Regions from separate parts of the Homo sapiens genome. Here all the other regions are linked to region 3. The links are chromatin contacts, found by Hi-C or POLR2A ChIA-PET in ENCODE. All regions are on one chromosome and are shown on one strand. Each heading gives the region's core, a stretch centred on a gene start or an enhancer-like site at or near the end of the contact. The rest is flanking DNA. Distances are from core to core; before and after follow the strand shown.

What was found. A loop is a pair of places that touch in the nucleus more often than their neighbours do. ChIA-PET counts read pairs that join two places held with the same protein, here RNA polymerase II (POLR2A). Pooled maps may share reads with other maps.
Region 1: a loop to region 3 is called in a pooled map, with 2.8 times the contacts of the local background. The contact joins the enhancer-like site here to the promoter of KLF6 in region 3. A Hi-C loop is called at or near these places in 2 of 50 pooled maps. POLR2A ChIA-PET finds 5 or more read pairs at or near these places in 3 of 52 experiments (AG04450, activated B cell and activated CD8-positive, alpha-beta T cell).
Region 2: a pooled map shows a loop between it and region 3 (4-fold over the local background). The contact joins the enhancer-like site here to the promoter of KLF6 in region 3. A Hi-C loop is called at or near these places in 2 of 50 pooled maps. POLR2A ChIA-PET finds 5 or more read pairs at or near these places in 3 of 52 experiments (MCF 10A, PC-9 and activated CD8-positive, alpha-beta T cell).
Region 4: POLR2A ChIA-PET joins it to region 3 with 5 read pairs in HCT116. The contact joins the enhancer-like site here to the promoter of KLF6 in region 3. POLR2A ChIA-PET finds 5 or more read pairs at or near these places in 4 of 52 experiments (A549, HCT116, MCF 10A and 1 more).
Region 5: a map of Right ventricle myocardium inferior shows a loop between it and region 3 (4-fold over the local background). The contact joins the enhancer-like site here to the promoter of KLF6 in region 3. A Hi-C loop is called at or near these places in 3 of 168 maps with a recorded cell type or tissue (Right ventricle myocardium inferior, cardiac septum and chondrocyte) and 6 of 50 pooled maps. POLR2A ChIA-PET finds 5 or more read pairs at or near these places in 3 of 52 experiments (AG04449, HCT116 and MCF 10A).

Annotation. Positions count from the first base shown.
Region 1 is chr10:4,638,803-4,641,502 of GRCh38, reverse strand. No RefSeq gene overlaps it. Among named protein-coding and RNA genes, the nearest start is that of LINC00705, 16 kb to the left of the region's middle. Within about 2 kb of position 1,427, at least 6 of the 41 ENCODE cell types and tissues checked have a DNase peak (open chromatin) inside an H3K27ac peak, as active enhancers do.
Region 2 is chr10:3,094,181-3,096,880 of GRCh38, reverse strand. The region is part of intron 2 of PFKP (phosphofructokinase, platelet); the gene reads right to left. Among named protein-coding and RNA genes, the nearest start is that of PFKP, 28 kb to the right of the region's middle. RefSeq lists an enhancer at 531-1,730. Within about 2 kb of position 1,425, at least 20 of the 41 ENCODE cell types and tissues checked have a DNase peak (open chromatin) inside an H3K27ac peak, as active enhancers do; they include PC-9, where a contact is called at or near this core.
Region 3 is chr10:3,783,941-3,786,640 of GRCh38, reverse strand. KLF6 (KLF transcription factor 6) reads left to right here and starts at 1,432. Exons shown (of 4, transcript NM_001300.6): 1 at 1,432-1,728. The coding sequence starts at 1,627. RefSeq lists silencers at 523-582, 763-1,042, 1,293-1,892, a promoter at 694-1,631 and enhancers at 1,498-2,053, 2,054-2,610, 2,611-2,700.
Region 4 is chr10:4,724,777-4,727,476 of GRCh38, reverse strand. All of the region lies in intron 2 of LOC105376375 (a long non-coding RNA gene), which reads left to right. Among named protein-coding and RNA genes, the nearest start is that of MANCR, 48 kb to the right of the region's middle. Within about 2 kb of position 1,321, at least 6 of the 41 ENCODE cell types and tissues checked have a DNase peak (open chromatin) inside an H3K27ac peak, as active enhancers do; they include HCT116, where a contact is called at or near this core.
Region 5 is chr10:4,497,765-4,500,464 of GRCh38, reverse strand. No RefSeq gene overlaps it. Among named protein-coding and RNA genes, the nearest start is that of LINC00703, 110 kb to the right of the region's middle. Within about 2 kb of position 1,329, at least 3 of the 41 ENCODE cell types and tissues checked have a DNase peak (open chromatin) inside an H3K27ac peak, as active enhancers do.

The DNA of each region.
Region 1 (2,700 bases), core at 178-2,677, 850 kb before region 3:
ACAGGGTATAAAATAGAATTTCCCACTGGGACAACGAAATCCTATTGAATAACCCTGAAAGGTGACATCTACCCTGAAGTTTATTATAAGTATACATACCCATTGGATTTGGTCTTTTCTCCTCTGAAAGCCCTGCTTTCACTGGGCCATGTAGGTGGAACCTCAGGCATTAGTATTCCCATCACAGATGTTCAAGGGAATTAAAAACTCAGAGCCTACCAGAATGTTGTGCATACAACAGGAACTTAATAAATGAACATACACATCTATACCTATACAGACACATTCTTGTCTTTCTTGTAACCTGACTGGGTGACTTCAGTCCTTTAAATACGTAAACTCTAATTTATCCAAGAAGAATTTGTCCTAAGCATTTATAATTATATGCATTCTTTTCACCAAAACAGTCCATTGTAACAGAAAAAATAAAATTACATATCCAAGGCATGCCAAAAAAATACACATTTCTAAGCTAAGTGTCTGCCTTAATAAAATATTATGGTAATATTCCCATACCAACAATCATAGCCCTACAATTATTATGTTATGTTGTTCAATATTTTAATGGCTGCACAATATTTTCCTTTTTCTATTAAATATAATAAGGTTTGGCACTTACTATGAACTTCCTTCCTGAAGTTCATGCTGTCTAAATGTAAAGCAATATTGATATAATCATTACTTTATCACACATACTTTTGGTGTCATAATAACTCCTTGGATAATTTTGGATCAGTATCATCATGCTGACTACTAATTTACAAGAAAAATGTTCTATTAACTACTTATTGTATTGAAGATAGCCTTTATTTTGTCAAGAAGTATTTGTTATTGTTATAGAGAGTTTTGTGTCAAGATTATTCACATCTATCCAGAGCAGTATTAGAAATACCAGCAGAAGTTTCCTGTAGGACAATAATACCAGCATACAGTGGGTGTATCGGTAAGAAAAGTTCTCTTTCAACTATTCATTCTGTATGATAAATGATCGTTTTTTGGCATCAAACTTGATTTTTCCTAGGAGAATTGCTTCTCTTACCCTGAACCTTCTAATCTTGGCTGGGCTTTGAAGCAGGTGCCTTACCCTCTTCAAACCATACCTGGGCACATGACTTGAATTCTGAAAGAAGTAGCTTAATTTCTGAAAATTAGAGTGAACAGCAGCATTCTGAAAAAAGTGATTATTCCAAGTCCCTAAACCAGCAATCTTCAGAGCTGTCCCAGCTCCCTTCCTTTCTGAGGCTGGCTTTGGCATTTTCTCATTTATTTGAGGTACGCCATGTACTTCCAACACATTCCATTGTTCCTTGTTAGCCAAGTTTCTTCATGTTTCCTGCCAGCAAAGAACTCGAATAGGACAGGCCCTGTAATTGGGCAGGAGCCTATTAGCATGATCTCCAGAGAGGTCTGTAGACAAACTCTCATTCCAGGCATTCAATTCTAAGCTCAGAAACTGATGTGGACCATGCTCCATTGGTAGGGAGGCTGCTGGTGATAAATGGAAAGAAATCTGTTCCTAGCTGAGCACACTGTGACAGACCTGTGCATGATTATTATACCCTGAACAATTATCGTGCTGTGTGATTACATATTGACAACTTAAAACTAGCCCTAATAAAGGGTTCCCTAACAGATATCTATGCCGCTAGCCTACATGAAGAAATAACTGCCCCAGATTTGATATATATTTTCTCTTATGTATGGGTTTAAAGGAAGAGACTTCTAGGTCTAAAAGGTCATTTGCTCATTCCGACATCATCATGCACAACCGTGTAATTCCTGGTGATGATTTTGGCTTCTGGAAGTTTAAACTTCTGTTCTAGATAAATATTGATTTTTCTATCAGTTGTACCTATTCCGTCGCCTTCCTTCTGCATCTTTATGTATGCAGACCTTGTTTGGTTTTAGTCTTTTAGTTTGAGCAACTAGTAATGTGTCAATCCAATGGTTGATCACTTGTGATTTTTGTATATTGATCCAATTCTAAGTAATCTTTTCATAATTTTGTGTTATGCATTATTTCCTACATTTAAACATAGTAGCCTGCTTATTGTAAGAAAATAATTCAAATATTTAAATGTTAAAAAGTTGCCCTTAATGTTGGTTGTTTATTTGTTTATTTTTGTTTTTAAATAGAATTAGTTACCTATAAGACCTGGTTTCTAAATATAGCCCTTTCAAAAAGCCTTGTAACCATTAATATTCAAACTCAGATGCATTATTTTTTAAGTAGATACTAGCAAAACCTGTTGGGTTAACTCACAGAGTTGTTAAAATTGAATGCTACAGAATCAAAGATTTCTACTCCTGGAAGCAAATTTAGACTACAATAGTCCAAACCTGTCATTTTACAGATATAAAATTGAGGTCCAAAGAGTGTGAGTAAATTGTCAAGATTCGGGAGCTTTAAGGACACTGTAAAGGATATAAAATAGATTCTAAATGTAATGTGCAAACCAATGCAAAACGAGACAAAAAACAAAAAACCCAGAAACTGTAATGTGATGTAAAATGGAAGATTATATGCTTTCCATTAGTTCTTCGAATCAGTTTATTCCTAATATGGCACGTAGGGTGATTGAGGAGTAAGATGTGATTTGTGTAAGGGAAAGTACCCAAAGGCTGAGAACTCTGTCTGACAGAATTATAGAGATTGAAAGGAAACCTTTAGGAACGTTGTTTATATTTGACATAGATCAC
Region 2 (2,700 bases), core at 176-2,675, 690 kb after region 3:
GGTCTCGATCTCCTGACCTCGTGATCCGCCCGCCTCGGACTCCCAAAGTGCTGGGATTACAGGCATGAGCCGCCGCACCCGGCCTCCCAGGTTTCTGCTAAGAATTATGCTTCATTCTGCAAGCACAACAGAGCGCTCCATTCTTCAGGTCTGGGAGCAACACTGAACAAACTGCCATCTGCAGTGATCCTGACTTTCCAGATTGACTTCCATGAAGCTCGGGGGGGCAAGGAAACAAGGAAGCAGGCATGTAGCCTGGGCCACCGTGAAACGGACCCTTCTTAGAGGCACGACCTCCCATCCTCCAAGCCCACATCTCAGGAGGAGAGAAAAGATGACCCATGATGGGGCCTGAACTGCAGCAGAAACCGGGACCTCCCTGAGAGGACTGGGATGTAGAGCGGCCGTAAACCTGGGGCTCCGGCAAAACTGAAACAGACAGTTCCTACATTCCCACACCCAGAGCTGTTGCGGTCATTTCTGTGCATGCAGTTTTTTGGTAAATAAAGAGACCGGGGGGAAGGTGCCAGTTCCGGCCGCCACCCTGCTGAAGAGGATGCCAAGGCCGCTGCAGCATCCTGAGGCCGTCTCAGGCCCAGGAGTCAACCATGCACCCCTAACGGCATCAGCTTTCAGAGTATTCCTGGAGCACGCGCTATCCCGGACGCTGCTTCCAAGTCAACCGCCACCCAGCATTTTACTAGTTAATATGCCATAGTGGGAACCATACAATTTCCTTTCCCTGCATGAGTTCACAGAATTTAAATACGGATTTAATCAAACATGTTAACGAATCCTCTTGCTTCTGGAGTAGTAAGAAAACTGCTCTGCAAACCACAACATTTTGAAAAGTAAAATGTTCTCTGAAAGTAATTTCATTATTTTGTGTTGCATAGATGCATGTGGCAAAGAAAGCCATTAAAAAATAGAAAGGGAGGGCTTTCTGAGTGCCACCTCCAATGCTCCCTGTCTAGTGCATGCGTGAGCTAAGTTGCTAGGAAATGACTCATTCTTTAATTTGCAAAGTCACGACGCCCATGGAACATGTGAAAAGCAACTACCAGCCGCAGTTCTAAGCCGTCTTTCACCAACAAGGAAGATATTACTAAATTAGGAAGACTCATTTTGCCCAAACGTACTACAACGTAGAAATTCAGATGAGTTTTCTCTTTTGAAGTCTTCTTAGAAGGCTGAATATTTATCTTACTACAGCCAAAGCCCAGACGTTTCCTAAAACACCCTTTTGGAATTTGCCTTCCAAGCCAGTTTTATGACTCACATAGGAAAAACAGAGCATAAAACCTTTAACCTTATCTCAGTTTTTTGGCCAAAGTAACATTCTCTGTCTTGTTGACTCTGACTCACAAGATGAACCTTAGAGCTCCTCGTTGGCTGTATCGGATCCATCGTCGGACAGAATTTTTTACGTTGAGTCATTCGATCACATCTAAGAACATGCCACAGGCTCTGAAGTCATTTCAACTTATTCGAAATTGTTTTGAGCTGTGTCAAAATAACCAGCCTTCTAACCATGTAGGAGATCATTCTATATGTAGAGGTGGTTTTGACTAGAATTTTTAGGCAATCGCCGAATCCATCATAAATGGAGTAAGCTAGTTCACCTATGCGCGTAGTTCACCTATGGGTGGCTTTCTCGGACGTCTCATATGTAAGTTTTTTTTTTTAAAGTTACAGACAAAGGGAAATTATACCGTTGTGTTGCAGCAGTAGGCTTTTTCTTTCAGAATGCTTGTTGCATGGGTCCATGTGTCTTCTCAACTGGATAATGCTTTTTTCCAATCTGATTTCCTGAATTCTTCACTCAACTAACTCCAAATGGTGAACATTCCAACTACCAGAATAAAACAAGCTCCTAGAGATAACAGACTTTAAAAGTGCCTTCCAGATAGTGTTATCACCAGCTTCCTGCAGACATAGTTACTGCATCCAGAGATGTAGGGGCTTTGCTGCTTCTGAGTAAATACTATTTTTTTTGTTTCCTACAGAATCAAGCTTTCCCTAGTTTAATCCTTTTCCCTCCCCCACAGAACCTAAAGCTACAACATTCCTTAATAAATTAAAGCATTTCACTTTTAGAATTCAGAGCATGCATGCAGAGGTCAGCTCTGAACGGCTCTCTAGGCTTAGACTTGGGAAACACCAGCGTTCCAAACTAGGTGTGCGAGAAAGAGAGGCGGCAGGAATTTCACTATGTCAATGGTTTTCAAAGGCCAGGAATCGTGGCTTTATCCTGTCTCTAGGAAATTCAGAGGCAGAGCCTGAGATTAAACAGCCCCACACCAACACACATCCCAAGCCCTGCTCACCTCCCCACCAACACTCTGAAGGAACGCTCTTGTCCAGAGACCCTACCAATCACCCCAGCAAAGCACCCTCACTGATTTCATTACTTGATAGAAAATTTCTATAGAGCAGCCTCAGGATTTCTTCTTGGGAGACTCAGTCAACTGTAAAATTCTAAAATAGGTTAGCACACGACACACCATCATGTGGTCCTGCACTTGCTTCTTTGGAAGACCAATAATGCAACAGCATGATGTATTTAGCCCTCTGGCATCACAGATTTCTTTAAGCCAAAGCTAAGAGTGCACAATTCCGGTAAGTTGTACAACCAACAGCCCCAGCAGGAGCGAGGCCGGTCGCCCTTCCTCCCCTGTAGAGAGAGGGTCCCAAGCACTG
Region 3 (2,700 bases), core at 183-2,682:
CTGGCTCTCAGTTGCTGGGGTAAATGTGATGAACACGAGCCAAGAACACTGTCAATTCACTCTGCATAACCTTCACCGCCCACATACCGCAGGTACAAGACAAACCTCCTTTCTCCACTCCAGACTCACTAAGGTCCCCACCTAGTCTTACAGCCACATGCTTCTGCCGGACCCTCTAAAACTTAACATACAAAACCCTCTAATTTTTTTTTACATAGTCCATTCTTTCAAAATGTTTAATGTTCATTAAACTATTTTGAAACAAAAACTATAATACAGTTACAATTCAGTTTTCCATTTTGGATTTTAAAATGCTCTGGTTCGAGTCTCGACATTTTTCTTAAAAATGAACATTACGGTATATTTTAGGAGATAATTTATATGGAAAAAAACACACACACTAAATGTCGGCTTGCACCTAAATTGTTTACACGTTCATGGGAAAACCTAGCTGTTAACCTTGGTGAGGGCTAAGATCGCCCTCTACAAGATAAACACGTTTCTCCCAATTCCAAGGGGAGCCTGCGTGCTCCCCTCCCCCACTCTGGTGGCCCGGAGGACAGAGGGGACCCTAGGACTGGAGGGGGACGGAGACGGGCTCAGGGATGGAGGGGGACAGAGAGGGACCCGGAGGTGGAGGAGGACAGAGAGGGGTACCCCAAGGTTAGAGAACAGAGGATGACTAGGGGGATGTAGGGAAACAGAGCGGCGCAGAAGAGGACAGTTGGGGACGGGGCGGCCCCGGGCATAGAAGGGGACAGTTGGCGACCGGGAAGCCCCCGGCGTAGAAGGGGACAGTTGGGGACGGGGCGGCCTCGGGCATAGAAGGGGACGGGGGGGAACCGGGCGGCCCCGGGACCGGACGGCCGCCCGCAGGGTGAGCTGCCGGAACCGGGGCTCGCGCGGCGACAGGGCCCGGCTTGGTGACCGGGACGGGCGTGGGGTGGCGGGACCGGGCAGCGGGGAAGAGAGACCGGGACTGGGGACAGGCGACGCGGCCCGCCCCGGCTCTCCCAGCCCCGGCTCCCTTAGCTCCGGCCGCGGGCGCAGTGCAGGGCTCGGCCGCGCACCTCACAGCGCGGACTCCTCCGGCGCGCGGCCGCCCGCGCCTTATATACCCTGCTAAAAATAGCCTGCGAGGCCACTTTCCAATCAGAACGAGCAGAGTTCGAATTGAGCCAATGGTGCGGGCCGTGATGGAGAGTCTCGGTCACGCCAGGCGGGGCCGCTGTGTGTCGCCGCCTGCGATTGGCCGGAGCTGACATCATCGGCGCGCAGCCCCCGGGCCGGGAGCCACGGGATTGGGCCGCGCACGGGGCGGGCGCGGGGCGAGTCACGTGGGGGGAGGGGGAGTGGGGGGAGCCAGGCGGGGGCGGAGGGGGAGGCTGGCAGCGGAGCTTTGAATAGGGAAGTTTTGCAGGGGTTACGTTTGCAGTCAGTCCGGTGTTTGCAAATATTGTGTGGGCTCCGCGCGCTGCGGGCTGCGGGAGGGTCCGGCCGGGCGTCTCTGCGAGCCTGGAGTTTGCATGAAACTTTCACCTGCGCTCCGGGGAGACTTTCGGCTCCGGCTCCCACCGCGCGCCTCGCCGCCCTCGCGACCGCGGGCTCCGTCCAACCCGGCCCGACATGGACGTGCTCCCCATGTGCAGCATCTTCCAGGAGCTCCAGATCGTGCACGAGACCGGCTACTTCTCGGCGCTGCCGTCTCTGGAGGAGTACTGGCAACAGGTAAACGCAGCCGGCCGCGGTTCCCTGCGGGCGCCGGGGCGCGGGCCGGGTCGGCTGTTTGGGGTTCAGACCCGGTGCTCTCTGCGGTCCGCTGGGCCTGGGCCCCGCGCTGTCACCGGGGGAGCGGGCGCAGCGCCCCCGCCGATCGATCCTCCAGGCTGCGATCAGCGTCCGCCCAGGGAAGCCCCAACTCCCGGCACAGCCCGGCCGAGCCCCTGGCACGAGTTCGGAGCCTGTCCCCGCTCCAGACGCCACAGCTGGAGCTTGTCATGGGGACCAACTTGCTCTGCCTGCCAAGGTGTTTTTTTTTTGTTTGTTTGTTTTTTGTTGTTTTTTTTTAACGGATTTTGTTTTTGTTTTGTTTCTTGGTGCTTGTACTTAACAGTTTTTTAAAAAAATCACATTTTGCCCCCAGAACGTAGACCAGCTCTCTTTTATTTTTGTCTTTTTTAAACTGTAGACCATTTCCAATGTGTTTTCTGCTCTTTGGAATGCCTAACATTTCCCCTAGATCTGCCTTATTTGTCTTCCCTGCTTCTCTTGTTGACCAAGAAAAATAAAAATAAAACTGTGTACACCCCAGTGACTTGTCAGTCTTGTGACAATGAGCCCGTCCAAACTGCTTCAAGTCTTAGTTTGGAAAGAAGGACCTCGGTTTCCGACATTGTCGTAGAACTGGAATTTGGGGGCATTGGAAATTTAAGAAACTTACCAGGTCCCCGTGCTTATAGGTAGCATCGCCCGAGGGGAGAGAGACTGACACTCCTCCCATTGTCTCTCCAGCGATCGCAGGAGGGTTTACTGTTGTCTCCCTGCCCTGCTGTGCTGTTTGTTTTTCGTCACAAAGTGAATTGCCAGATCAAATAGAGGCTGTGGGTTTCCAAGCCTCGAAAGCTTTAAGGAAGATGAAATGCAGGGTGTTGCAACCTTCACACGCCTGCTTAATTGTTCACAGTCCTCTCCTGCCTTTTC
Region 4 (2,700 bases), core at 72-2,571, 940 kb before region 3:
GTTTAGAAGCTGTGTTTTATTTAATAATGGAAAACAAGTATTCCTCAAAATTTTCCCCGTAAATGGGCTTTCAAATGAATAGAATACTGGTCCTTTTTGAAATTGTGTGAAGATTCTTACATAATGCTTTATTCCATGTTTCTATGATTTAAAATTATGTTTCCAATTCCAATGGTTAAACACAACTTACTTACATACTCCCTACTGTCTGCTTTACACAAACTATTTCTTAATACTGCGGTTGACTGTAACATACTATTTGTATGCTTATACATTTGTTAAACAGCTCAGAATAAAACCCGGATATTTGAATATCTACCCCAAATATAAAAGTAGTATTTTGAGCAGAAACCTGTGATTTTTAACTGCCAACACTATAGTTATTCTTAAATAAAAGATAACATCTTTAAAAATAAACAAAATATGTTAATTTTAAACAGTAAAGGACATCAAAAAAATTTAATAAAAATGATTCTTTATGAATTTCTTTACTATTTATTATTTTTAAGATTCATATCCTGTGTTTGAACTCAACAACTTTTGGACTGGGTTAAGATATATCGTTAAATTCGGCTAAAGCAGTGTTGTCAGATGTTTAGGATTCATATAAATTATTACCCTCTAGTTTATTATCTTCAAATCTTTCTTCAATTATTGAAGAGTTTCATTTAAAATATATTAGAAATAATTTAAAAAGTATATATTTTATATTATATAGTATCACAATTATGAACTTAGAATTACAAAATTAAATTAAAAATCCAGATAATGTTTTCTATGCATGAAAATGTAAAATTTTGGAAATTTATTTTAAAATTCTCATATAATTTACTAAAAACCAATAATAAAAGTGAATGTTTCTAACTTAATGCAACTTACAAAATGTGAAATATTTTATCATAAGTGCCCTCACAATCGACTACTCTCAGGATGGCTAAATTGAACGTATCTCAAAAGTCAAGGTTGGTTAATCTGGCAATGTACTTTTGAACTTGGGAAATATAAGGCAGTTGAAAAATAAATGGCTTAAATTTTTACTTTCCTGATCCATAGCTGAAGTATTTCCATGGCTGTATGGGGATGTCATGTTTGAAAATGTTAAATTGAAGCAAGGTCTTGTGTTAGCACAGTGTATTTGAGGATTTATCATCTATTAAGGACAGACATTTACATATTTGAAAATGTTGATCTACGTGCACATAGCTTGTTTAAATTTGTGAATCACCTCTGCAATGAAATAAGTATAAAGACCTACAGTGTGATCTAATGTTAGAATGAGTCATAGTGGAATTATGTAGTCAAAGCAAACAGTGAAAAGACACACAATAATGTGGAAAGAAATAATGACATATTACTGAATAGTTAGACTTTGAACTTTAAAATAGATATCTGCTAGATATCATTCTAGGGCAAAGCCAACTATGAGAGAGTCATTTTTCTTTAAAAGGAGCTCTTTGTGGAGGCTAAATATAATTACTATTGTGTGATTTATAGACAGCTCTCGAGCAATGTGGATATTTTTATTCCTCTCTCTCTGAGTCTGACTGTTCACTGTTGTTACCTATTTGGATAAAATATCATTTTGAAGTTTGGCCTCTTTAAAAATTCTCTAGATCTACTGGTATAATTTTAATTTGGGACTCTGAATTTTATCACATGAAATTCTAAAAAACAACTATATTCTCAGTGGTCAATTTTCTTATATTACTTCAAAAAGAGAGAAGCTTTGAGTGAAATCCTCTTTACAGAAAGACAGTCTAAATTAGAGCTGCCTCTGTTTAAAGAAAAGTTTTCTTGGTTAATAGTGTTTATAGTATGTAATATGATCTAGCATGTGGTTTTTGTTTAATAAGAATATTTAAATATTAAGTTAATTCAGTATCTAACAATATATGTACGTGGGGACAAAATAATAAGAAAAAATATAGAATGTATAATACAAAAAGAGAATCTTTTTATGTGTCAAAAATGTGTATTCAGGAAATTGTTTTTACATTCTTTAAAACAACTGTTAAGTAGACAGAAATAACAAGATTAAGAAAATATCTATTTATGAGCCAGTATTCAAAAACAAACCACTAAGTGAAAATAGTTATACAGTTTTTAATAAATCTGAAAAAAACCTGTATGGTAAAAACTTGATTTTCTTATCACATTTGCACCCTTTCAAATACATAGATTTATTTCAGTAAACTTATTAGAGGAATGTTGACAATAAAGACATTCTACCTAAAATTATGCAACACGAGATATATAAAAACATGGATAGATGCATGAAACATTATGGATAGTAAAGGATATTTGAAAATGAAACGTTATGGGCAGTAAGAAATATTTGAAAAAAAAGAGAGATTAATGAGAGAAATTTTACCACTAAATATTAAAACACAATTAACCTCTAATAACTACTACTTTTATTAGTGTTGATCTGGTAAAAGAACATAAGACATTGTGTGGCAAAGTTGAGTCCCCAAAACTATCTGTAAGAATTTAATATATGATAACATTGCATTACAAATCAAGGGAAAGCATTGGTGAAAGAACGCAACTCAAAAACATATTTCGATTATTTTTTACTGCCTAAATTTTTAGGAAAAATTTAAAAACTGCATGTTTTATATTATGTACTATCACAGTTATGGACTTTAGAATTATAAAATTAAATGAAAAATCCAGATAATATTTTCTATGGATAAAATG
Region 5 (2,700 bases), core at 80-2,579, 710 kb before region 3:
GAAAGAAGTCAAAAGCCTCCCTAGGGAAAAACCCTTTATGTATTAAAGGAACTTACAGATTTGAATAGATGGAGAGACATTCAATGATTCATTAGTATTTTTAGTTTCTAAGTATTATTAAATGATGATTAGCCACATATTAGAAGGTCAATTCCATGTAGGCCTATCAAACTGTTAAGTGTTTTCTTTTTTAGGAAAAAATATAGTGTACATGAATATTTATTCTTTTTACTTATCTCTAGATTTTTTTTGTCTTTTCCTGTTTCAGTGTAGTGATCCAGGGTCACCACCATTGCCAACTCTCTTTCTAACAAATTAACAGCATCTAAAACACAACTGCCTGTGTGTCTGAGTTAGTACAGTGTGAAAAAAGTTTCTGTCAATATTAGTTTGTAAATCAGAGTTCTAATGGGATGTCCATCCACTTTACAATCAAGTTAACAAGAGAGTCAGAGAGATGAGGAAGAGGAAAACATGTTATGGTGACATCCTAGGGTGATGCCAGTGGTTATTTAGCTTGTAACTAAATATCACCTGTCCCACTATTTCACCCAGCTTCTCCTCATCAGAGGGTGCAGGAGTGGGCACCAGAGGCATACGTGTGTAGTTGACCATTCCACGTTGCCACTTCTCCCTGCTGGTGTCCTCCTGCTGCTGTCAACGGTGGAGGGAGAGCTAGCCTAATGAATTATGACGGGAACATCACTGTGGTTTAGAATTCCATATAGGAAACAATGTCATGATTTTGGGGGATAGAATTAAAAATTAATATTTTAAACATATTAAACCCATATATTTGATATTTAATATTTTTATTATTAATTTTAAAATACATAAAGCTTCTGACAAATTATTTTTATTTATTTTGATATTCATGGAGAGAAAAATATGTGGTAAAGTACTACTCTACACTGAAATACTTTATTTAAAGTTATTGAATGCTTTTAAGCAAGGTAGTTTAGAGAATTTTGAACTATCTATACAGTGGTTTTTTAAGATTCCTAGAGAAAAATTATGCTAAATAACAGGCTTTTTGAGCACTGATAATGATACTAAGTTACTTATTCAAACGTGTCTTTCTGCCAAGACCAAGTTCCTTGAGAGCAGATTCTTAAATGCAGCATCTTGGTTACCTTTGCTTACTTATTTTTTAATTTCCTTATGTTTATCTTTGTTTACTTACACCTAATCGGTGCTCAATAGACTTTGCTGAAACAAAATGACGCCTTGTGGTTGACCAGTGTCTCATTACCAGGCAGCTTGCCCTGGAGAAAAATAGAGCAGTTGGTTTAAATCAAGACGCTCTGAGAATTAGCTAAGTGATTTACCTCTGCCAAGTAGGAACTATAAATACTGTCAGACTAAAAGCACCCGTTGCCTACCTACTGTGTACTGAGCATCATTCAATTGGCACACCTACTCAATAATTGTGAACAGATGGAATTAGCGCATAGAAAAGAGCATGTGTTTTTCCCTCTCCATCCACACATACCAACCTAGAAAAATAGAATTCTCCATCATGGTATTTTTTTTTCTAACAAGGACATCGTCAAATGTATTAGTCAAACTTGGAGTCCCTCCAAAACTAAAGCTTACTTCTAAATTTAGAACTAATGAGCTCTCTGTGTGTACCAAAGTAGAAAGCACATATTTTCTCTGTTAGCATTGAGGCCTTTTATTCAACATAACTCTACTGCGAAAGAGAATATAAATGTTTCTTCTTTAGTGTTACTGGCTTGCAAAACTCAGTCACTGGGAAAAACATGAACACTAGGGAAGAATGATAGGTTTGTAGAGAACATTCATTTCAGAGAATGGTAGAATCCTCCATTTAACAGGTCTTTAAAGATCCTCCAGCCCAGCGCTTCTTAACAGCTAGAATTCCTTTTAAAATGACACCTTGGGTGATCTCCAGTGCTCTACCTACCTCCAGCGTCAAGGCAGCTCCATCCACATCTGAGTTGCTTCAGTGGAGGGTCCCCCTGGCACAAAACCAAACTCATTTTTGCTATTGCCTCCCTCAGTGACTTCTGAGTTTACTTTTTGGGACACACAGATTGAGGACTCTTTCCTATGACACTTTCCTCGTGCTTGATGACAAACAACTACCGCATGTTCCCCTCTCCAGGTTTCTCTTCTCCATGCCAAAAACTTGCATGTCTTAACCCTTCCTCAGTGCCTCAATTTCCAATTGCTTCATCCTTCTGGCCACATTCTTGCCATGTTCTCCATAATACAACTTATTAAAGATGGATATCATGACATTTAAAAGAAGTTAACTGTGGCAGAAATATAAAAAATGAATTCCTAGGGAAGGTACTCAGGTCCCAGCTACTTGTCACAGCAGAAATGAGTGATTTTTAAAATTACACTTGAGAGTAAGTCCAGGACGATTTTACTTACAGAATAAAAGGAAGTAATAATATTTGAGAACAGGGAGATGAAAGACCCAGGAACACCTTTGAGACCTACTTTGGGAGGTTAGTGGAAAATTATACTCTTAATTTTAAACCAGAATATAAAGAATAGGGTCAATTTACCTGTAGGAAGACAGACATACTTCATTGAATGTGTTCTGTTAAATTCTTATAAAATTCCCAGGTAGATGAGTCTATAGAATAGTTAACCTATCTATACCTTGGTTATATAGGAAAGCATCTCGTAGCCTGGTGTTCTCACCCAAGACAAGCCCCACAGCTG